Regions from separate parts of the Homo sapiens genome. Here regions 2, 3, 4 and 5 are each linked to region 1. The links are chromatin contacts, found by Hi-C or POLR2A ChIA-PET in ENCODE. All regions are on one chromosome and are shown on one strand. The core of a region is the stretch at or near the end of the contact, and the rest is flanking DNA. Distances in the headings are between cores, read along the strand shown. Region 1 holds the start of CYP20A1 (cytochrome P450 family 20 subfamily A member 1). Region 2 holds the start of HYCC2 (hyccin PI4KA lipid kinase complex subunit 2). Region 3 holds the start of BZW1 (basic leucine zipper and W2 domains 1). Region 4 holds the start of ORC2 (origin recognition complex subunit 2). Region 5 holds the start of CFLAR (CASP8 and FADD like apoptosis regulator).

Region 1 (4,473 bases), core at 507-3,006:
AAACAAAAAACTCTTACATTTACTGTTTTGAAAACCTATTGGGAACATCAGTTTGACAAGAAATATCTTTAAAATTCTGAACAAGAGACTTAAAAATGAACTTTGAACATACGACAGTTTAAAGCACATTTATATGCAGAGAAAGACTTAAAAATACAATTTCTGCCAAGTGAAATATTAAACAGCATGTTTCATTATATTTGCTATAGATGCCAAAAGAGTTGCCATTTTCAATGAGGTATGTTTCCTGCTTATGTAACAGTCATTTATCATAGAAGCTGTAAAATGCAATCTGGAATTTCTCTTGCCAAATTGCTGCCTGTTCTTGACATTTTATATTATTAAAGCTATAAAATCTATAAATACTTTTAGCACACTTTCACTAAAAGCAGCACTAGTAAGTAGCAGGCCTTGTCTTGTATTTCAGTAGCCACGTCAAAACTTCTGAGCCAGGCGAAATAGAAAGAGGGGTCCTAGGGTATTTTATGCCCAGGGCAACAAACGCCAAATGCTGACGTAGATAGCACTTATTCGGTTTTGCCAGGAGCTGTGCTAAGTGATTTTCATAAAATATGTAATTTAACCTACAGGCAACTCCATGTGGTATTATTTTCACTTTTTTACATAGAAGGAAATGGAAGCTTAGAAAACTGAAGCAATTTACCGAAAGTCAGAGTTAACAGAGCAAGGAAACCTGAACAGTGTGCAGCCTCCGCTCACCAGAAAGTGTCAAAGAATCACATTTACTAGTACTTCAGACAGAAATTCTGCGAAACAAGGCGTATCTACTCTTGTTTTACTCCCAGACACTTCCCTGTCCCGCTTAGATCAGTGGTGGTTTTCACTCAAATTTAAGTGTGTAACAGTGTCCCCGGGAGGGCTCTGTTCAAACAGATTGTTGTACGCGCCCCCTACCCCTGCCCACCCCGAGTGTTTGATTCAGTAGGTCTAGTTTGGGATCGAGAATCTTTTTATTTTGTTTTCCTTTTGTTTTGTTTTGTTTTGTTTTTGAGACAGGGTCTCGCCCTGTCGCCCAGGCTGGAGTGCAGTCGTGCCATCTCGGCTCACTGTAGCCTCTGCCTCCCCGGCTAAAGTGATCCTCCAGCCTCAGCCTCCGGAGCAGCTGGGGCCACAGGCAAGCGCCACCACTGTAGGCTAATTTTTTTTTTTTTTTTTTTTTTTTTTTTGTAGAGACTGGGGTCTCACTATGTTGCCCACGCTGGTCTCAAACTCCTGGGCTCAAGCGATCCTCCCGCTTCAGCCTCCCAAGGTGCTGGGATTACAGGTGGAGCCACCGCGCCCGGCATCGATAATCTGAATCTCTAACGAGCTCCCGGGCGACGTTGATGCAGCTGGTACCGGGACCACTCTTCGAAAATCATCGGTTTAGAGGTTTTAATTCTGAATCCATTGCGAAAACTGTTGGGCGGACAGAGCACTACTAACTCCTAACTTTTCTCAGAAAGCTGGGCTCTGCTTTCGCCAGCAACCCGGTCCGAAGTCGCGGGCATATTCTGTCTGAAATCGTGTGCACCGAAATCCCCGCCTTGCGGTGGAGGCTGGCGCTAGGCGGCCTCAGCCTCGGCCTGCTGCGCTCAGGAACCCGCGCCCCGGCTCCTCGGCGATCCATTGCTCTTTCCTCTGGCGCCGGCCGCAGGCCTCGGTCACGCCCCCAGCGGCCCGTTGGTTTCCGGGTCCCGCGGGGTGCCCCCGCCCACACGCTATGCCTTAAATTGGGCCAGGCTGAGGCGCTGCTGCTGGAGCGGCCGATCCGAGACGTGGCTCCCTGGGCGGCAGAACCATGTTGGACTTCGCGATCTTCGCCGTTACCTTCTTGCTGGCGTTGGTGGGAGCCGTGCTCTACCTCTATCCGGTGAGCGCCGTCTTGGCTCTCTGGGGCCCCGGGCGCCGCCCCAGTCTCTCTGTCGCCGGCATCCAGGCCAACCTGCCCGCTGCGGGCCGCAGGGGGCGGGCCTGAGAGGAGGGTTCGGGTTCGCTCCAGAGCTTCAGCGCGGGGACCGCACCCGGAGTCACGTGACGCCCCTCCCGGCAAGCTCTGAGAGCGACGTGGGCTGCGTCGCTACCCCTCAGGCGCCGGGCCAGGCGGGCGTAGAGCTGCTGAGGAAAAGCCCGCGCCCCCGCAGGCCGGTCTCACCTTGCCAGGCACCCCGCGCCACTCTCCAAGGCGGCTCTCAAGTACTTTGGGCAGCTTTTTGGCCATAACTCGCCAAACCCAAATTTCATTTCCCAGTGTGTCAGGACGAGACTCCTGGGCGCGCCACTCCTTTCTCCTTTCTTGAGGATTCTCCCAGCACTTGTGTATTCCTCTTTTCCATCTGTCCATCGATCTATCCTGACTGGAATCCAAAGTGCTCGAGGTCCAGGTCTTGCTCCTCTTAGGGGCTCCAGGCAAATGCTTCTTTGGGGAGAGCGCCGCGCTGCGGGTTCGGGTGCGAGGTTTCCTCTGCCGCTGACGCCTCTGCGAGCCTCCGGTCCTCCTCTCTCCACTTGCCTCCGTCAGCGAGAGAGGGAGGGTCTGAAAACAAAAGTGTTGATGACTGAGGACCGTCTTTAAAACCTGTTCTACACACTTTGGGAGGCTGAGGCGGGCGGATCACGAGGTCAGGATATCGAGACCATCCTGGCCAACATGGTGACACACCGTCTCTACTAAAAATACAAACATTAGCTGGCTGTGGTGGCGGGCGCCTGTAATCCCAGCTACTCAGGAGGCTGAGGCAGGAGAATCGCTTGAACCTGGGAGGCGGAGCTTGCAGTGAGCCAAGATCGCACCACTGCACTGCAGCCTGGCGACAGAGCCAGACTCTTATCTCAAAACAAACAAACAAACAAACAAAAAACACCTGTTCTACAAAGCAAGGTGGTGGTTTTACAGTGAAAGTTGAAAAGTAGCTGAACTGCTGGAATTGACCATACACCTTCTTAAATGTTCTTTTCCGAGCAGGTAAATGGATTAGACTAGAATCTTGCAACTACACAATCAGGGACTTCCTGAAATCTTATTTTCTGAGAAACTAAACAATTTTAGTGGTTCTTGAATTTTTGGTGATTTTAAAATGATACTCTTCTTTGATCAGCTCATAGAAGCACACTGTTTATTCTTAGCACTAGCTATGTGCCAGATATGGTTCCACGTGCTGGGAATCCAGCCGTGAAACAAACCGGACAGAAAATTCCTGACTCTTGGAATTTATTTCCTAGAGAAGGGGAACAGACAATAGAAACAAATAACATAGGATTGTGGGTAGAAATAAAGTTGGGGATAGGTAGATTGTTATTTTAAAGTAGGATGGCCAGGAGATACGGAGACATTTGAGTAGAAACGCGAAGAAGGTGAAGGTGCAAGCCATTCTGAGAAAGAGCATTCTGGGTCGAGGGAGCAGCAAATGCAAACCTTCAGAGGGAGACACGCCTGGTGTGTTCCTGGAAAGCAAGGGGACCAGTGTGGTTAGAGTGTAGTAAATGAGGAAGATACCAGAGGAGAGAAAGTCAGAAAGATGGGAGTGAAGGACAAATTTTAAATGACTTGTAAGGCTTTTTTAATGGACTTTTGCTGTGTGCCACTGGAGGATTTCAGCAGATGAATGCCATTTGAAATTGGATAGAATTCAAATTTAATTTTATTAGATAAATTTTAAAAGAATCATTGTGGTTGCTAAGTCATGAATTGACATGGGTCTCCAGGTAAGGATGGAAGCAAGCCAAGTAATTAGGAGGATATTATCATTTCAGCTTGGATCATGGTAGTAGTGGCACAGATAATGAGAACTAGTCAATTGTGAAGATAGTGCCAATGGGATTTCCCAGTGGATTGGATGTGAAATGTGAAAGAGAGGCATCAAGGAAAACACCAGTTATTTTTAGCCTGGTATCTGGAAGGATAGATTAATTCCAGGGAAGATCAGGGGTTTTGCTGGTGGTGGTTGTTCTTTAGTTTTGTTTTGGTGGGAGGTAGTGGGGATTTATAGAGATTAGGAGTTGGTTTTGGGTGGGCTAGGTTTGAGATGCCTGTTAGACATTCAAGTGGAGATGTTGAGGAGTAACTGAATATATGTCTTGAGTTTATGGGAAAAGTCCAGGCTGAAGATACACATTTGGGAGCTATCAATGTATAGATGGTATTTAAAGCGAGGAGAACTGGTTGCTATCTCCCAGACAATTTAGATACAGGAGAGAAGAGGTCCCAGGGACCATTCCCTGGATTCTCCAATGTTAATGGTTGAGGAGAGAAAGAAGAGCCAGCAAAGGAGACTGAGAAGGAGCAGCCACACAAATAGAAGGAAGCCAGATGTTTTAAGCAGAAGAGGATAATCAGCTAAGTCAAATGCTGCAGATATTTTAAGTTAAGGCCTAATAATTTGATAACATTGGTAATCTTTATTTTTTGTTTTGTTTCATTTAAGAGACAGAGTCTCACTCTTGCCCAGGCTACAGTGCAGTGGTACCATCATA
Region 2 (4,622 bases), core at 298-2,797, 2.2 Mb before region 1:
GTTTTTATGTCGTTTGCCCTTCCATAACACATACTGAATAGAATTCCTATTTTAATTCTACATTTTATTGTGGAAACAATGAATTATAAAATTTTTTTAAATAAGATAATTTAGTTAATTATATCTATAAATATATTTTGCCTCTGTCCGAGAGGTTCAGAGTCCACTTTTTAAACCTAATAAATAATTCATAAGTAGCTTCTCAGACTTGCTTACAGAACAAACTACTTAAAAGTTGACTTTTTTCTGCCGGGCACGGTGGCTCACGCCTGTAATCCCAGCACTTTGGGAGGCCGAGGCGGGCGGATCATCTGACGTCCGGAGTTCGAGACCAGCCTGACCAACATGGAGAAACCCCGTATCTACTAAAAATACAAAATTAGTCGGGCGTGGTGGCGCATGCCTGTAATCCCAGCTACTCCGGAGGCTGGGGCAGGAGAATGGCTTGAACCCGGGAGGCGAAGGTTGCTGTGAGCCGAGATCGCGCCATTGCACTCCAGCCTGGGCAACAACAGCGAAACTCCGTCTCAAAAAAAAAAAAAGTTTATTTTTTTCCCCATATTCAGACCACCACCTTATTTGCACAGTCCCTAACTTCCACAATATCCTGGGGGGAGGAAGGGATCTACCAACTAATTTTCTAGTCATTTTCCAACTTACACTGAGCTCCTACTGTACATTTTTAAAGGATTCCCCACTTTTCTGAAGATCTTTAAAAAATGTTGTCAGCCTTGACCCTCAAATAAATTCACGAACTACAAAACATGAACCTGGCCACATTCATCGCAAACTAGTATCTGTCAAGTCCATAATTGGGATAAGCTCTTCGTGACTACTCTATCCTCCATGCTACCACCCTTCGCCTAGAGAACCTGCCAATGTAAATGGCACTCAAGCCAATGAAAAAAGTGTTCTAACACATTAATAGGTTGCAAGACCTCCTCTCCCAGGAGGGACAACCTAGTTGTTTGGGTAAATAACAGCCAAAGATTACATAATGTACAGCAATAATGAGTGTTCAGAATCTGACCGCCAGTAAATATTTTTCTTCTCCGCTCCCCCTCACCACCCCCAGGAAATGGCCCTAAGAAGCAATCACTGGGATTTCTCTTAACTGTCTTCAATGCCGTGTCCTTTTCTCGCCTGGGGCTTTGTGCAAAGAATCCCTTCAGCCCTCACGACACCGCCTTGCTCCCGCCTCTCCTCCCTCTCTGCTGGCGCCACCGCAGCCCCCACGCCCTAGGTGGGCCCCCACGTCGCCCCACAAGGCTCGGCTTCCACCCGCCTCGGCTGCCGCCTTCTCCTCCTCACGACCCTCCCAAGATGCTACCTGGTTTACGAGAGGTTCCGGGACCACCAACACACCGGCTACCGCCTTTCCAGACCACCCTCGCCAGCTCCCGTCTGTAGTTTCCGCGGCCGAAGGAGAAGAAAACCCCTCTTCATCTAGCACTTTGCCTCCCCCAAAGACAGCACCGCCGCCTACCTGTCACCCTGCTGTCTCCGGCTTCCTACCGCCGCCGCCTCCCGCAGCAGCCTGCCAACTGCAGCGCAACAACCAACCCTCTCATTGGGTGAGAACACGCTCTCAACAACAGCCTCCCTTATTGGCTGCAGTATGCCGGCAGCCCCGCCCTGTGTGCGGTGTCTAAGGATTCCGTCCCCAAGCAAGGACAACATATTATCTTCCCCGCCCTTCTCTTTTCTACAGTATCTGTTACCTCAGTCAGATTGAGGATGCACATATACTGGGAAAATAATCGACTTCCAGCGTCCCTCATGTAGTCTCTACCTGATTCAGGAATCTCTAACCCAGTATCGGAACGTTAAGCGGCTTCTCCGCTTTCCTGCCGTGAGAAACTCGAGGTGACAACCTCCGTTTCCGGTTGGCTCCGGTTGCAGAGTTGAGTGTCCTGAGAGGTCAGATTGCTGTCAGGTAAATTAGGGAGTTGGTGGGAGGCCCGTTGATTAGGATTAAGAGCTAGACTCTATTCTGGGGAGTGCAGAAAAGGAGAGACTAAATGGAGAAGGATGGGAGGCTGGGAGGGAGATCAAAGAACTAGCAGGCGAGAACTAATGAAGTCCTAGTTTAGAGTTGGGGTAGGAAGAGGTGGTTGGAGGATTCAGTGATCATTACTGTAGTTGTTAAATCCAGGTGCTTGTTCCCGCTTCTGCCACACGCAAAATTGTCTTTGTTTGCCTTTGGATCGCAAAGGCAGAAGAACAGCATCACTAAAAGTAATAACAGTTCATTTGTTTTTTATGTTCTAATATTCATATAATCACAGTTTTTAATACGAGGAAGTTAAGATATATACTTGATAGTCTTCGGTAAACTAAAATTGCATGTAGTGGAAGTAGCATTATCTTCTTATTTCTTTCTTAGGGAAAGGATACCAGCACATTTTCTTAGAGCCAGCTTCCTTTAGTGGAGGTTGATCTTCATGAGACTTTTAGATTCACTTCAGACATAGATAGCTTTTAAAATTTTTGGTTGCATGTTTTTTCTTTATTTAACTAATTTCCTTACTGTTATTATTTGAGCTGCTCTGAAACGGAAATAACCACCATTTTTCAGTCCTCAGCACAATTTAAGTCAATTTTTCTATTTTTATTTTTTATTGTCAAGTATATATACAGAAGGGTGTATAAAACATACATTTTAAAAAATTATAACTAACAGAAGCAGACACTCCTGTATCCACCTCTTAGATTAGAAAATAAAGCATTGCCAATAACTTAGAACATGCAGTCTTAACAGGGGTGATTTTACATTTCAAGGGGTTGAAAATTGGTGGGGCCGGGGTCGGAATCTTAGTTACTACAATGATTTGTGTCCCTCCAAAGGGCCACAGTATATAAACAGTTATACAGTATATATGTAGTGTTAAATTTTCATGGCGGGGGGTGTGATTAGGAATAAAATGTCTAGAAAGGTTCCTTACAGGGACAATAGTTAAAAATTGGTTGAAAAACACTGCCTTAGAATCTCCCAGTATGTTTCTGTGATTCCATCTCCTCCACCAAGAGGTAACCATTATCCTGACTTGTGCTAAGCACTCACTTGTTTTACTTTAATTTTTCCGTCTATGATGAATTCCTAAAAAATGAATTGTTAGGCATTTCAATCTATATAAATGGGTTCAGAGTGCATGTGTATTTTTTTCTGACTCACCCCTTGCTCATTATCCATATTTGTGGAGATTCAATCACACTTTTGCATGTAGTTTTTTGTTGTATAATATTCTACAGTGTGACTATACCATAATCCCTTCTATTGTTATTGGACATTTGGGTTGTTTACAGTTGGGAGAGAGAATAAACAATGTGGCTATAAAGGTTCTTTTAAAAACATATTTCTTAGGCTGGGCACGGTGGCTCACGCCTGTAATCCCAACACTTTGGGTGGCCGAGGCAGGCGGATAATGAGGTCCAGAGATCGAGACCATTCTGACCAACATGGTGAAACCCAGTCTCTACTAAAAGTACAAAAAATTAGCCGGGTGTGGTGGTGCACGCCTGTAATCCCAGCTACTCGGTAGGCTGAGGCAGGAGAATCACTAGAACCTGGGAGGCGGAGGTTGCAGTGAGCCGACATTGCACCACCCACTGCACTCCAGCCTGGCGACAGAGTGATACTCCATCTCAAAAAAAAAATTTGTTTTTTTTTAAAGACTAGAGGCTTGATGTCTCTAAGAAAATATTTTAAATATATTTTTTATATTCCATAAATATAAACCTTTGATCTGTGATTATGTTTATAAGATTTACAGTTGATAAAGTAGATTCATATATCCAAATTGTTCCAAAGACACTTTTATTTATTTATTTTATTTGTATATTTTTTGAGACAGAGTCTCGCTCTGTCGCCCAGGCTGGAGTGCAGTGGCGCGATCTCGGCTTAGTGCAATCTTCACCTCCCAGGTTCAAGTGATTCTTCTGTCTCACCCTCCCTAATAGCTGGAACTACAGGCATGTGCTACCATGCCCAGCTAATTTTTTTATTTTTAGTAGAGACGGGATTTTGCCATGTTGGTTAGGCTTTTCTTGAACTCCTGACCTCAGGTGTTCCACCTGCCTCAGCCTCCCAAAGTGCTGGGATTACAGGCGTGAGCCACCGCTCCTGGCCTCCAAAGACACATTAATATTTTCTAATAACGATTTGATCATCTGTTTTGAGATTAAGTTAATTAAAATTAAATTAAAATTCCCAGTTCCCAACTGCACCAGCCACATTTCAAGTGCTAGTGGCTACCATATTGGACAGTGTCTATCTAGAATATATGTACTAGGAGTGGAATTGATGGCCATAAGGTATTCATATGTTCAGCTTTTTTTTTTTTTTTTTTTTGAGATAGAATCTCACTCTGTCACCCAGGCTGGAGTGCAGTGGCGCAATCTCGGCTCACTGCAACCTCCACCTCCTGGGTTCAAGTGATTCTCATTCCTCAGCCTCCTGAGTAGCTGGGACTACAGGTGTGTGCTACCACACCTGGCTAATTTTTGTATTTTTAGTAGAGACAGGGTTTCCCCATGTTGGCCAGGCTGGTCTCAACTCCTGGCCTCAAGTGATCCACCTGCCTTGGCCTCCCAAATTGCTGGGATTACAGGCGTGTGCCACT
Region 3 (4,546 bases), core at 2,040-4,539, 2.4 Mb before region 1:
CAAGACTCAAAGCATAGGAATAAATACTTCCCCCAGCTCATTTTCCAAGGGCAACAATGTGCTTTTCAAAACAGGCCCTTGATATTCTTCTAGTTGTTAGGAATAAAAACCTATTGTCACTTGCTTTTAAAAAAGAAACACTTAGGTATCCATTCCCATCAATGAAGTTAAAAGCAGTAGCACATTCACATGTTGCACTTAGCACCTTTCTTTTTAAGTAGTTCAAAATTTTTAAATCCAAAAGTACTAAGGGGGATTCACAGCAATGGCAGAGTGAAGAAATCAGCATATCCTTTTTCCCAAAACAACCATAAAACTGGGCAAGGCTAGGCGTGATGATTCACACCTATAATCTCAGCACTTTGGGAGGCTGAGGCGGGAGGCTCACCTAAGGCCAGGAGTTTGAGACCAGCCTGGGCCACAAAGCAAAACCCCATCATCACCAAAAAAAAAAAAAAAAAATTAGCAGACTCAGTGGCTCATGCCTGTAGCCCAATTACAAAGAAGGAATGTGTTCACATCCATGACTAAGAAAGGCTTATGGGAAAAAAGCAGTAGTTGAGATAAGGCTTGAAACAATAGTGGGATTTTGACAGTGGAAAATGAGGGAAGGACATCTCAAGAAAGGTCAAGACAAGATGTGTCCTGTCTGACCAAAGCATAGAGTTCAATTGTTTGGAACCTTTTCCTACCATAATACAATTCACAAACAACGTTTCCCCTGCTAGCTGCACGGTGCCTATTCCCATGGGTGCACCCAAAAGCAGAGAAAAGATAAGTGGCAAGGTGTGGTCTGTAATCCCAACACTTCAGGAGGCCAAGGTGGGAGGATTATTTGAGGCCAGGAGTTCAGGAAAACCTTTAATCCACTTTACATTTTAAAGAAAATAATCTGCTTACTTTAATATCATTTTTAGTCAAAAATCATTTGCTACATACCCCACAATGATGGTAATAACAGGTTAAGAACCACAAATGTGATGGGAAGTAAAGGTGAAAAACATTGGTCAGAGCTATCCCTGAGTATAAACAGAGGCATTTAAACAGTGAAGAGAAATGATTCAGCTTGCAGTTGAGAAGATTGCTCTGGAAATGTTGAGAAAGGGGATAGTACAGTTAGGAAGTTATTGCAAAAGTCCCATTTAGTTAGGGGTAATAGATGCCTAAATCAAGATGGTACTGGGGAAAGATGATACAATTTTAAAACGTGGCAAAAATAGAAGATAAGCTTTGTGAGGCCATAGGCGTAACATGTCACTATCTCTACTGGTCTCTAGCTGAATAAATATTTGTTGAATGAATAAATAAGATCTTGGTGGTAAGGCGGTGCATTATAATGGTGAAGCCAGACTGCTTGGGTTCAACTGGACCTCTTCCACTTACTAGCGCTATGATCTTAGACAAGTTACCTGACCTCGATGCCTCGGCTTTTCCATCTGTAAAATGGGACTAATAATAGTGTCTAGATTACAGGGTAGTTTTCAGGATGAAATGGGGTTACTACATAAAGTGCATAGAAGAGGGCCTGATACATATAGGGACATATTAGTTATCATTTTTATTTGTGAAACGTTGTCCTTTAACAGAACTTCAGATGTGAAAAATACAGTTCTGGGGGAAGAGCAATTGACAGCACTGACAGTGTTAAATTAGCCATGAAGTGAAGATGCCAGATAGTGTGGACTGGGGCCTTGGGAGAAAGGAAGGGGCTAGACACTTAGAGATCAGACTCCAGCCACTTCCCTCTGCTCCCCACAGCCCTCCCAATCACACTAGCTTCTTGCAGTTCCTCCAACAGATGCAGTTTGTTTCCTGCCTCCTTCCCACTGCTGTTGCCTCAACTTGGAAGGGCATAGAGCCTGGATTTAACAAATATTTGCTTAATGATTCAGTAGATGATCTTGGAACTCTTTTAAGTGGAGTAAATGTTAAATCCTTGAGAATGTATGAGACTGCCATAGAAGAAAGTATCCAGAAAGAAAAGGTATCAGTACAGAAAAGAAGAGTCAGAAAATACCGTGCAAAGGCACATTCAGAACGTAACCAGGATAGCTGGAGCCAGGATTCAAGGAGAGAGGTAGGTAACATTCAATGCTCAGAGGAGGCAAACAGGGTGAAGAATAAAACACTGGGTTTGGCAATAATTTCAGGAACGAACGCTGAGAAAGTCATTTTTCCATGAAGTTGCGGGGGGGTGGGGTAGAGGTCAGATAGTTAATTAGGGAAAAGAAGTCAACAAACTATTTTATCAAAAGGTTTAGGGAAGAGAAGCCACTCTCCTCCTACCAGAGAGTGAGGAAGCAACTGGAGAGAAGTAAACTACTGTACAGTGAATAAAAACATGGGGCTACATCCTAGAGGCGCTGTGCATCTTTATCTGCACAGAGTTTTGTCACGTCCACAGTGCTTTTCACACGCACTATCTAATCTGATCGTACCCCAGCTCCCTGATGATATAGCCTCTAACTGAGGGGTTCTCAAGGTGCGGACCAGCAGCAGCATCACAGATAACTTGTTGGAAATGCACATTCATGGGTTCCACACCAGGCCTACAGAATGAGAAACTACGGGTGGGGCCCAGCAGTCTGTTATAACAAGTCCTCCAAGGGATTCTGATGCTCTCCAAGTCCCCATAGCCACCACACTCGGGAGACAACCGCTGCAGCGCGCAGGGACCGCGGTTGGAGGACAGAATTTCCCCTTCTCAATCTTCGGCCTGTGTCCTCTTCGCTCTTAAGGGAGGTAGTGAACAATGAGACAGCCCCTCAGAGAAAAGTCGCCAGGCAGGGGACTCAGCTGGAGCGAACTCCGCCCATCCCGGCCAGGGCGGAGGCGAGGTGCGGATTCCTTCCCCAAACCACGCCCCCATGCCCGCCCCCAGCCTCCGCCCCCGCACGACCCGAGGGCCCCCCGCCCTCGGGCTTCGACTTCCGGTGCTGGAGGAGGGGGCCGGCGGCGAGGGACTCCAGGAGGACGCGTCCAACTTCGAGACCGGCGGGGGCCGGCTCCGCTCTTCCAACCCCTCCATGTGTGAAGAGGGCGGACGACGCAGCGGGGGAAGAAAAATAAGCTAGTCTAGGACAAGTGTCCAGGCGACGTGGAACCCAGTAAGGGAATAAAGAAGACTGGAAACGTCTCTCCCCTCCCCTATCCCAGTCCCTCACCCTAATCCGCGCGCAATAGAAAAGGCGGAAGCGCCTGTCCACGATCAGGGCGGGGCAAGGGGAAGAAATCTCGCGATAGGAGAGCGGTCCGGGCGGGGGTGGCACCTCTCCCTCCTCCTGGCGTTAGTTCCGGTCGCAGAGGAGACACCGCCGCAGTTGCCGGTACATCGGGGATTTCTGGCTCTTTCCTCTTCGCCTTAAATTCGGTGAGACGCGGCGCCCCGCTCACCCCGGGCGGACGCTGCGGGTCGTGGACGCCGGGCAGAGGGAGAGGGAGGCGGCGGGCTGGATGCGGCCCGGCTTGGATGGGCCCGAACGGAGGTCGCCTCTTGAGGCCGGGCCGGATCTAGGGCCTGAAAGGCCGCCGCTTCGGCAGGGAGGCCGAGGGGTAGCGGCGGCCCGGGTGGGGAGGTGGGGTCCGGGTGTGCGCCGCGGCGCTGGCTGCGAAGGCAGTGGCCGAGGCGGGCTCCCTCTGGGCCGTGCCCGGCCTGGCTAACAAAGCCGCCGCGGCCTCTGTTGTGTGATGTACGCGTGGGGGCTTCCGGCGGGCGGGGCGGAGGGGCTGCCACCCACCACCGCTGCGGCCGCCGCCTCCGCCGCTGCTTTCGCTGGAGGGCGGGCGGATGTACGGGGCGCCTGGGGCCCCGGCGCAAAGCGCCTCAGTGACTGTGGTCCGCTCGTTGCGGCGGCCGCCACCGCAGGCGACAGGGTCAGTGGAGAAAGAGCCGCGGGACCCTACGGCGCCCCGCTGTGGCCGATGGGGTCCTGGGCGGGAAGCGGGTGATCTGTGGCTCGGGCGGGAGGCATGGGAAGGGTGTGGATTGGGAGACACGTTACCGGGGAGGAGGCTAGGACTGTGGGATATGGGCGAAGGAGGCTGGGCTGGCTGTTAGTTTTGCAGGCCTGAGTGGTGCAAGGCGGCCGCTGTTGCGGTCACAGGCATGACCTAGGGTAGGATGGTGCTGCCCGTAACCAGGCTTGTCAGAAGAAGGGGTTCACCTTTTGACAGTGTTTTAGAATTGGCATACACATTTTGGATGCCTGCTGACTATGGTGATAATCTCTCTTTGCGTTCTGCGATGCTTAGTGGTCGTGGAAGATGTAAGTGAATGTAAAGAGGAATGTGGAGAAAACTGAACAATTAGGTTTATGACGGGTGATCACTGTAGCACTACAATGTCGCTTAAAAGTAGTTCACAGCACTAATTTGAAGGGTTTCTTGTAGAGAGAAATGCACATTTTGACGTACATTTGATTCAAGTGCAGGTAATTCTTTGTGCCTGTATCGGGTATAATTGCCAGCTTTATATCCTGAGAGTGGGTGTTCCATTTGATTCATATGTGACTAGACTAAGGTTTGATGTTTTGCTTTAAAAATTAGT
Region 4 (4,513 bases), core at 1,676-4,175, 2.3 Mb before region 1:
TATAAATCTATTAGGGTTGAAATTCACTTCGGACTGATCCTAACTTCTTCTTTTTTTTTTCTAAGATGGAGTCTGGCTGTGTCCCAGGCTGGAGTGCAGAGGCTCAGTTTCAGCTCACTGCAACCTCCGCCTCCTGGGTTCAAGAGATCCTCCTGCCTCAGCCTCCCGAGTAGCTGGGACTACAGGTGTGCACCACCACACCCAGCTAATTTTTGCATTTTTAGTAGAGATGGGGTTTCACCATGTCGGCCAGGATGGTGTCGATCTCTTGAACTCGTGATTGGCCCACCTCAGCCTCCCAAAGTGTTGGGATTACAGGTGTAAGCCACTGCACCTGGCAGATTCCTAACTTCCTGACCACTCTATTACACCACATACCTCTCCTGCCATCAAATAAAAATGTTATCATAAATGCTTGGTTTTTTTGTTGTTTTGGGTTTTTTGTTTTTGTGGGGTTTGTTTTTTGAAACAGGGTCATTCAGCTCTGTCACCCAGGCTGGAGTGCAGTGGTGCGATCTCAGCTCACTGCAACATCTCACCTCAGCCTCCTGAACAGGTGGGACTACAGGCGTGCAATGCCAAGCCTTGCTAATTTTTGTATTTTTTTGTAGAGACGGGGTTTCCCCATGTTGCCCAGGCTGGCCTGAGCTCAAGCAATCTGCCCACCTCAGCCTCCCCAAGTGCTGGGACTGCAGGTGTGAACCACTGTGCTGGACGCTAAATGCTTGTTTTGACCTCTGAAAACCATTCATAATAGGTCTAATTATTTCTCTACATGTCAATTAGGGTTAGGGTATTCTATAGCAGGTAACTATAGAATGTCCAAACTGGAAAGTTTCTCTAACTTTCCAGTTCATTGGGTGAAACATCACTAGTTCTATCAAGCATACTTCAAAGAGCATGGCCAGAGTCAGCATAATCTACATTATTTTACTTAATTATACACTGCTGTGTACTACAAAGGATTTGAAGCAGTGACAATGAGCAAATGCAATAAAACAAATTATAATTTATAAATGCTAATAGGGAGTCTGCATCAGAAAAAATATAAAGGAAAGCAGAAAATAAAATCACACAATGAATTTTTGGCTCTGAGCTTCCTGGCAATCAAAGCAAAAAGCAAGTAAAGGTCGGTTACGTAATTCTTATTGGCAAAAGTTTAGTTGTTCTTGGGGATGTGGGGACAAGATTTTCTAGGAAAATTTAAAAACAAATATTCTAGGCAACTGAGTATTGTCCTAGGCAATTTCCCTATGGTATTCTACACAAGAATTGCCTGGAGAGAGGCAGCCTGAGACTTGTTTGTAGCCAAGTGCATTTATACAAACATTTCCTTTTCTAATTTTGGAGCATCTTATTAAATAGTACAAAATCACCAAATTAAAGAAAATGTCTACAAAGACCTCATGAGAAACGTTTCCTTCTTTGCTTTCCAACAGTTCCTGAAAAACAAACGAACAAAAAAACCTAACAATCACACAATAAAATGCAATATTTAGTGACCATTATGACCCCTCAAGGCACTGCCTTGGTGCTTATAGGCCAACCCCTTTCAAGGAGTTACTTCAAGGCAATTCTGCAGCACCAAGTGTTAGCATTGCACCAAGTGGTAGCAACACACTCTCCTTTGAAAACAAATAAAAGATTTGCTGTAATTTTTAAAAACATAATCCTTTGAAAAAGAAGGTTGGATAGATTAGTGGTTAAACACCAATTTTAATATTGGAGAAACCTGAGTTCCAATCTCCACTCCATACTTTATAACTGTGTGACTTTGTCCAAAGTCCTGACGATTAAATGAAATGATGTGCCTGATATATAAAAGAGCATCACTGAATGCTCCCAATTATCGGTATTTTTACTTTAACCTTTTTCTTTTTTAGCTCCTTACTGCAGTGCACTGAGATATTTTTACTTTAAACTTCAACTTAACCATGCAGATCTCTTGTACATCTCTAACTCATTCAACATCTAACAGAAAAACTGCTCAATAAGTGATGATGTCCGTTTAACGTGCAGTGCCCTTATATAACGGTGTAGGGCCGTGCTATTTTTCTTCAGATTGCAATTTAACTGCGGGAAAGTGTAATGATTCTATTAGGATTTCAATTGTAAAATGAAAAGTAACGTCTCAACATCTTTTTAATTAAAAAGCTCTACCAAAAGAGCCTGGCTTATCAACATTTTACAGCCAAGCATGGCTCCAAGGTGACCGATCAGTTAGCTGGCAGGACACATTGGTGCCTCCAGGCTGGGATGACATCAAAGGTTCTAGCTACAGTGGTTCTGGGACGCGATCTCTTCCTCTTCATACCTCACAGGGCACTTTACCACTGTCGTTACACATCTTCACAGTTCTCCTTTTCCAACCAGAGGGCTTCGTAAGCTGGGAATCAGGTAGGTTAGTATCAGGCGTCCCTTGCACAAAAGGCCTATAACTGCGGGGCAGACTAACGAAAGGTCCTCCCAGAGTGAGCCTCTCACCTCAAGTCTTAAAGGACTTTGGCCTGCGCCTCCAGCCTCTGGCCAGTTGGCTGCGCTCCACCAGTAAGGGTTCTCGAGCCCCCGGGCAGCCTGCGGGGGGCAGCGAGGCGCAAAGACCATGCCCCAAGTGCCGAGGGAAAGTCCTGAGATGCGCGACTTGGGACGCTAGGGGCCAAGCTCCGACGCGGGGCTGGGTGCACCTGGACGCACCTCACACGCCGCGAGCTAAGCAGAAAAGGGAGGCAGGCTGCCCCGACACCCCACTACTCACCGCTAGGTTTCCGTCTGGCGCCGATCCGGCTGCGTCACGCCGGCCGAACGACACCCCGCTGAGTCGCCGCCGCAGGGAAGGTACCTTCGGCCCCAACGGGAAAAGCCAATTTCCAGTAATTCGCGCCCGACCACCGGGGAGGTAAGGAGCACCGGAGGCCAGCTGGGGGATGGGAAGCCTGCGTGCGGCACACCGAATCTCCCGCCCTGTTCAGGGGGCGGTGCCCGAGGAAGCCAATAGGAAGAGGAGTCGGCCAAGAGCGACGGCTCTGCCGTCCAGTCGGCGCCGGCCATTCGGCCCCGCCCATCAGGAAACCTGAGGAAAACGGATTCTTGGGCCCTGAGTTGTGGGCCTTACCTTTCCTTTCTTCTTTCCGTTTCCGGGGAAGGGAAAAGGAAGTGTTGTTTGGATCTGAGGAAGTTTGCACAGTAGCTGGCTGAGTGGTAGCTGTTTGTCTTGTAGCAATCTTTAAAAAGTGTTCTTTGGGGTCGGGCGCAGTGTCTCACGCCTCTAATCCCAGCACCTTGGGAGGCCGAGGCGGGCGAATCACCTGAGGTCGGGAGCTCGAGACCAGTCTGACCGACATGGAGAAACCCCGTCTCTCCTAAAAATACAAAATTAGCCGGGCGTGGTGGCGCATGCCTGTAATACTAGCTACTCGGGAGGCTGAGGCAGGAGAAACGCTTGAACCCGGGAGGCGGACGTTGCAGTGAGCCGAGATCGAGCCATTGCATTCCAGCCTGGGCAACAAGAGCGAAACTCCGTCTCAAAAAAAAAAAAAAAAAAAAAAAAAAGTGTTCATTGGTTTCCCAGCTACCTTTTGAAGAAAAAGGTAATGGAAATTGATTCGCATTTCTTTTTTAAAGATTTTCTTCATTTGGCGTGAAAGGTAGGATCTTGTACATCTCCAGGGTTTGGGGTAGGGAGAAGAAGAGACGTTAGGAGAAGCACTGAATATGGAGATGGGATCGGACGGCTAGTGGGATGAAGAGGCTGGGGAAATAGAATGAATAGACAGAGAAAATGATTGACTTCAACTATCCAAAATATAAAAAAGACAAGACAGAGAAAATGAGGAAGAAAAGGAATGAACCTGGATGGGATCCATACAGTATTAAGAACAGGGTATTGTTTCATTTGGATTCACTTACTCAAAACAAAACTACAGAGTACTCTGCGAACAGAAGATAAGTATTCATTATCGAGCGAGACAACTACGATCTCTGCATTCACTGTAGTTACCTAGCACGTGAAGATATTGAACGGACAATATTGAGAAAAATACCATGATATGGGAAGTGCATTGGAGCACATGGTAGGAGTAGCTAATTAAAAGCCCAGAAGGAGTCAGGAACAATTTTCTAGGAGGAAGAGATGTTTAAACTGAAACCCCTGTGTTGAATAGATTTAAAACAGGCCAAGAGGGGTAAAATTTTCCAGGTAGAAGGTCCAAATCCGTGTAACAGCTGTGTAAAATGCCAAGCATTGGGTCTGTTATTATGAAGGGCTTAGTTGGCCCTTAGGGCACTGGTCAGATTTGTATTGAAAGATCTTTGGATAAAGGAGGTAGGATTGGGAGGGAAGATATAGAGTCACAAGATTTGGGAGCTGTTTAGGAAATCCAGTTGAGAAAGAAATGATCATAGCCTTGATACCTCATTATTCCATTTTGGCTAGGTGGAGTTAAGAAAATGGAAGAGAAAGGCAATTTTTTGTGCATTATAAATAAGAATTTGGGGAGTGACTAGAGACAGAAGA
Region 5 (4,734 bases), core at 1,000-3,499, 2.1 Mb before region 1:
TTGGAAGACCTAGGCAGGAAGATCACTTGAGGCAAGTTCAAAACCAGCCTGGGCAACATAGCAAGACTCCCTGCCACCCACGACCCCCGCTTCTACTAGATATATATATATATATATATATATATATATATATTTTTTTTTTTTTTTTTTTTTTTTTTTTTTTTGAGATGGAGTCTTACTCTGTCTCCCAGGCTAGAGTGCACTGGCATAATCTAGGCTCACTGCAACCTCCGCCTCCCGGGTTCAAGCAATTCTCTGCCTTAGCCTCCTGAGTAGCTGGGATTACAGGCGCCCGCCATCACACCCAGTTAATTTTTTGTATTTTTAGTAGAGATGGGGTTTCACTATCTGGGCCAGGCTGGTCTTGAACTCCTGACCTCGTGATCCACCCGCCTCAGCCTCCCAAAGTGCTGGGATTACAGGCATAAGCCATTGCGCCGGGCCACAAATTTTTTTTTAAAGAATTAGCTGGGCATGGTGGCACCTGTAGTGGCACACCTAGCATGGTGGCATGCTAGGACCTGTAGTCCTAGCTACTCAGGAGGCTGAGGCAGAAGGATCACTTGAACCTGGGAGGTTAAGGCTGCAGTGAGCTGTGATCGGGTCACTGCACTCCAGCCTGGAGTGAGACCCTGTCTCAAAAACAAACAAAAAACCAAACTTGGATAACTGACAGAGTTTAGGATAGAATTACATGGAAAAACCAACAAAACAAGACAATTATTAACTCCAGAAAAAACTAAAAGTTGTGTGGGAAAGGAAAAGTAATCATAGTTTGGTACATAACTTGGCTGTGACTACCGTTTACATGATTATAATAGCATATATACTGAAGATTAATCAAACAGAATATAACTATCTTGGGAAGATGGAGAGATTAAAAAAAAAGGTTGGGGGTGAATATGGGGTGAAAGTGATGGAGAAAAAGAGCTGAAGTCTCCTCTGGTGTCTCAGCACTCCACCCAAGGTAGAGCCTCTGGATGGAAGAAGGAATCTCCCACCTCTCCACCACACTCCCCCAGGATTTACCTTCAGCATCAGGTAGCTAGGGGCAAGATGAGAAATGCTGATATGCTGGTCTCTGACTGGGAGCTGTGGGAAGAGAGAGGTTCTGAGTTGCAGCAGTCTGGAGTGGAGTCTCTTGCTGAACAAAGGGAGAGGTTTGGTTTAAATACCACAGACTGACTCTCACATTCTGATCCAAGAGTTTTCATAGATTTTTTGGAACAGATGTTTCTTCATTTGCTGTTTGCCCTTAGGACCATTTCAAAGGCTTTAAATGGTTAATGGTTGTTTGTTGTTTTAAATAATTTTCAGTTTCACTAGGGGTGAATCCCGAGCTCTTCATGCCGTCCTGCTGTTAGTCTCTCTTGGTATTATTCTTCACCTTTCCTGTGAGTTTAAAATTATCTCAAGAAAAGTTAAAGCTCTTTAAGAATCACAATAAAGTAGTTATTAGGAATAAATAAAAACGTAGAGGGGCGCGGTGGCTCACGCCTGTGATCCCAGCACTTTGGGAGGCCGAGGCGGGCAAGGATCACTTGAGGCCAGCAGTTGGAGACCAGCCTTGCCAACATGGTGAAACCCCATCTCTACTAAAAATACAAAAAAAAAAAAAAATTAGTCGGGCATGGTGGCTTGCACCTGTGGTCCCCGCTACTTGGGAGGCTGAGGGCTGGATGGTTTGAGAGCGGGAAATCCAGGCTGCAGTGAGCTGTGATGGCGCCACTGCCTTCTAGCCTGGGCGACAGCGCGAGACCCTGTCTCAAGAAGGAAAACAAAAAAAAACAAACAAAAACATACACACAAAAAACCACAAAGTGTGTTCACGTTTGCTATGACTCCCAGACAACAATTGTAAACACTCGCGCCGGGCGTGGTGGCTCACGCCTGTAATCCCAGCACTTTGGGAGGCCGAGGCGGGCGGATCACGAGGTCAAGAGTTCGAGACCATTCTGGCCAACAGTGAAACCCCGTCTCTACTAAACACAAAAATTAGGCGGGCGTGCTGGCGCGTGCCTGTAGTCCCAGCTACTCGGGAGGCTGAGGCAAGAGAATCGCTTGAACTAGGAAGGCGGAGGTTGCAGTGAGCTGAAATTGCGCCACTGCACTCCAGCCTGGGCCACAGAGCGAGACTCTGTCTCAAAAAAGAAGGAAAGAAAGAAAGAAAAAAAAAAACACTCGCAGTGTTTACTCCTAACGCGTGGAACTTGTGTCGACATCCACCCCCGGTTACTGCATACTCAGTCACACAAGCCATAGCAGGAAACAGCGAGCTTGCAGCCTCACCGACGAGTCTCAACTAAAAGGGACTCCCGGAGCTAGGGGTGGGGACTCGGCCTCACACAGTGAGTGCCGGCTATTGGACTTTTGTCCAGTGACAGCTGAGACAACAAGGACCACGGGAGGAGGTGTAGGAGAGAAGCGCCGCGAACAGCGATCGCCCAGCACCAAGTCCGCTTCCAGGCTTTCGGTTTCTTTGCCTCCATCTTGGGTGCGCCTTCCCGGCGTCTAGGGGAGCGAAGGCTGAGGTGGCAGCGGCAGGAGAGTCCGGCCGCGACAGGACGGTACGTGCCCCGCGCTCGACCCCCGCGCTGGCGGCGCCGGAGCTGTCCCAGACCCCAAGCCCCGACGCCCGGCCCTGAGTCAGCATTGCAGCAGGCCCTGCGCCGCCGCGCCCCGCGTCCCACCCCGCGCCGCTCCTCACAGCCCTGCGCTCCGGGAAACTGCAGGTGGCCGGCAGTGGCCAGGGGATGGCGGGGGCGCTTCTGGAACCTGACTCAGTTTTGTAGGTTCCTTATCTCGGTTGTTTACCGCGGGCTTTGCGGAATGCCCCCGCTTCCGTTTCCGCCCGGCTCCGAACCCCCGAACCCCTTCTACCCGCAACTCCGCCCCGGATTCCCAGAAAGGGGCGACCTGGGCCACAGCGGTACAAGCTGCACCCCGATGGACCTGAGAGACCGGAAGTAACCCTTGGCCAACTCTGGCCGCCCCCTGCAGCCGCAGCCCCAGAGGCCCACCCGCGAGCTTCAGTGGCGGGCCCTCAGCGTCGTGTAAACTTTGCTTAAAATGATCTTGAGAGTTCAATTCTTGGGGTGAACTGTTGAGAAGATCTGGCATTTTTCCTTTCGAAAGTTGTTGGGAACGTGGACTTTCCCAACAATTGTGTATGCGCTCGATCTCACTCAGTGGGAGCCGCCGCCCTGGAGGGAATTTCACAATAGCCTGGTCAGGGCGGTTATTTTCCAGAGCAGTTTAATGTCTATTTTGCCCAAGTGCAAGGAAAGCTTGCCTTGGGAAAGCTGGGAATGCTTGGCTAATGAAAAGTTTTTAGAGCCTTTTAAAATGAACCTGTTTCTGCCACTTTTCCACCGCCTCAAAACGACTGGGAAATGTAAACTGGCTTCAAGATGTTCTTGCTTGAGGGTGTCTGGATTTGGACAGAAGGCCATGTTCTTTTAATATTAACAGTGGCACGCAGTAGAACAAAGGCCACTGAAATTCAGAATCAGTTTTTGGCTCCACGGGCAGGAAGTAAATTCAAGGACGCCAGAGGTCTTGCGAATATTTTAATTGGTTGACATTTGAAATTTGTTCTTAAGCAATGAGGGGTGAAACCAGTAGGGGGATAGCGTATAGCATAAGTAAAGCTTTTTGGACATCAACAAACTGCGATAATCTACAACAGACAGCGGGCTCTGGAAGGTTTGACCTGCTTTAGAGAGAGATTTCCGATAAGAGGAACGGAGTTTTTGGCACTTTTCGGTTTGGTGATTCCCCTAAATAACCTTACAAAAGTTTCGTTGAACAAAAAACCTGGCTGGAGCTCCAAGATCTTTTTTTTTTTTTTTTTTTTTTGAGACAGCATTTCACTCTTGTTGCCCAGGCTGGAATGCAATGGCACTATCTCTGCTCACCGCAACCTCCGCCTGTCGGGTTCAAGCGATTCTCGTGCCTCAGCCTCTCAAGTAGCTGAGATTACAGGCATGCACCACCATGCCCGGCTAGTTTTGTATTTTTAATAGAGACGGGGTTTCTCCATGTTGGTCAGTCTGGTCTCGAACTCCTGACCTTAGGTGATCCGCCCGCCTCGGCATCCCAAAGTGCTGGGATTACAGGCGTGAGCCACCATGCCCGGCCCAACTCCAAGATCTAAACAAAAAAGACTGGGTTGAAAGGGAGTTTTTAATGTTTACTGTTTGCTTTACATCCATTTTCTTGTTTTGTTAATACTTGCTTTACTTAAGCTTTTGGGTCAAATGTCCTCGTTAAAATGGCTTTCTCTAGCGACTTTATGTTTTACGTTTCTGTTTGTAACTGACATTTGACCTTCTTTTAACACGGTATTACTTGCTTCCTTATACCGGTTTCCAAGGTGAAGCCATTTGCAGGGTCGCTGGGTTTCCCCCTCCCCCCGAAAGTCTTGCGCGACCCGGGGTGGGCCGGATAGTGTGCAGTTTTTTGAGCCTTGGGCTGGGGACCTCCAGGAAGCTGAAGCGGAAATTGCCTAGGCCCCTGGGGCATTGGAGGTCCTACCGCAGCTCCTAGTAGGTGGTGGGGGCGCAGCGGCTGTCCCCACTCAGTCCTGGTGGGGTCGCACGTAACGGTCCTGAGCTATGCATAAGCCGTTTGACCACGCATGGAGAATTTTACCACCCAGAGACACGCGAGTGGCCCTGTGCAAGTTTCAACTGCGCGGGGGGCGGGGAATTCCGCAGACAGGATTCTAGAATT

The links. A loop is a pair of places that touch in the nucleus more often than their neighbours do. ChIA-PET counts read pairs that join two places held with the same protein, here RNA polymerase II (POLR2A). Pooled maps may share reads with other maps.
Region 2: a pooled map shows a loop between it and region 1 (7-fold over the local background). The contact joins the promoter of HYCC2 here to the promoter of CYP20A1 in region 1. A Hi-C loop is called at or near these places in 7 of 50 pooled maps.
Region 3: a loop to region 1 is called in a map of B cell, with 37 times the contacts of the local background. The contact joins the promoter of BZW1 here to the promoter of CYP20A1 in region 1. A Hi-C loop is called at or near these places in 1 of 168 maps with a recorded cell type or tissue (B cell), 1 of 37 single-sample maps with no recorded cell type and 8 of 50 pooled maps.
Region 4: a loop to region 1 is called in a map of B cell, with 11 times the contacts of the local background. The contact joins the promoter of ORC2 here to the promoter of CYP20A1 in region 1. A Hi-C loop is called at or near these places in 1 of 168 maps with a recorded cell type or tissue (B cell) and 3 of 50 pooled maps. POLR2A ChIA-PET finds 5 or more read pairs at or near these places in 1 of 52 experiments (endothelial cell of umbilical vein).
Region 5: a pooled map shows a loop between it and region 1 (14-fold over the local background). The contact joins the promoter of CFLAR here to the promoter of CYP20A1 in region 1. A Hi-C loop is called at or near these places in 8 of 50 pooled maps.

The regions. Positions count from the first base shown.
Region 1 is chr2:203,237,262-203,241,734 of GRCh38, forward strand. It overlaps CYP20A1 (cytochrome P450 family 20 subfamily A member 1), which reads left to right and starts at 1,757. Exons shown (of 13, transcript NM_177538.3): 1 at 1,757-1,873. The coding sequence starts at 1,802. RefSeq lists enhancers at 1,458-1,507, 1,793-2,364, 2,188-2,477 and a silencer at 1,578-1,787.
Region 2 is chr2:201,070,124-201,074,745 of GRCh38, forward strand. HYCC2 (hyccin PI4KA lipid kinase complex subunit 2) reads right to left here and starts at 1,548. Exons shown (of 13, transcript NM_001321623.1): 1 at 1,487-1,548. It overlaps NDUFB3 (NADH:ubiquinone oxidoreductase subunit B3), which reads left to right and starts at 1,878. Exons shown (of 3, transcript NM_002491.3): 1 at 1,878-1,936. RefSeq lists enhancers at 1,021-1,160, 1,151-1,776, 1,261-1,530, 1,551-1,640, 1,777-2,400.
Region 3 is chr2:200,808,621-200,813,166 of GRCh38, forward strand. It overlaps BZW1 (basic leucine zipper and W2 domains 1), which reads left to right and starts at 3,290. Exons shown (of 12, transcript NM_001207067.2): 1 at 3,290-3,370. It overlaps BZW1-AS1 (BZW1 antisense RNA 1), which reads right to left and starts at 3,550. Exons shown (of 4, transcript NR_110275.1): 1 at 3,165-3,550. RefSeq lists enhancers at 2,504-2,763, 3,612-4,127, 4,128-4,546 and silencers at 2,814-2,963, 3,494-3,863.
Region 4 is chr2:200,960,735-200,965,247 of GRCh38, forward strand. ORC2 (origin recognition complex subunit 2) reads right to left here and starts at 2,926. Exons shown (of 18, transcript NM_006190.5): 1 at 2,756-2,926. It overlaps LOC105373835 (a long non-coding RNA gene), which reads left to right and starts at 2,698. Exons shown (of 3, transcript NR_187976.1): 1 at 2,698-2,896. RefSeq lists an enhancer at 2,159-2,228 and a silencer at 2,937-3,335.
Region 5 is chr2:201,113,915-201,118,648 of GRCh38, forward strand. It overlaps CFLAR (CASP8 and FADD like apoptosis regulator), which reads left to right and starts at 2,250. Exons shown (of 10, transcript NM_003879.7): 1 at 2,250-2,567. LOC105373836 (a long non-coding RNA gene) reads right to left here and starts at 2,770. Exons shown (of 3, transcript XR_923785.3): 1 at 1,030-2,770. RefSeq lists enhancers at 2,236-2,495, 4,136-4,185, 4,534-4,734, 4,676-4,734 and a silencer at 2,526-2,735.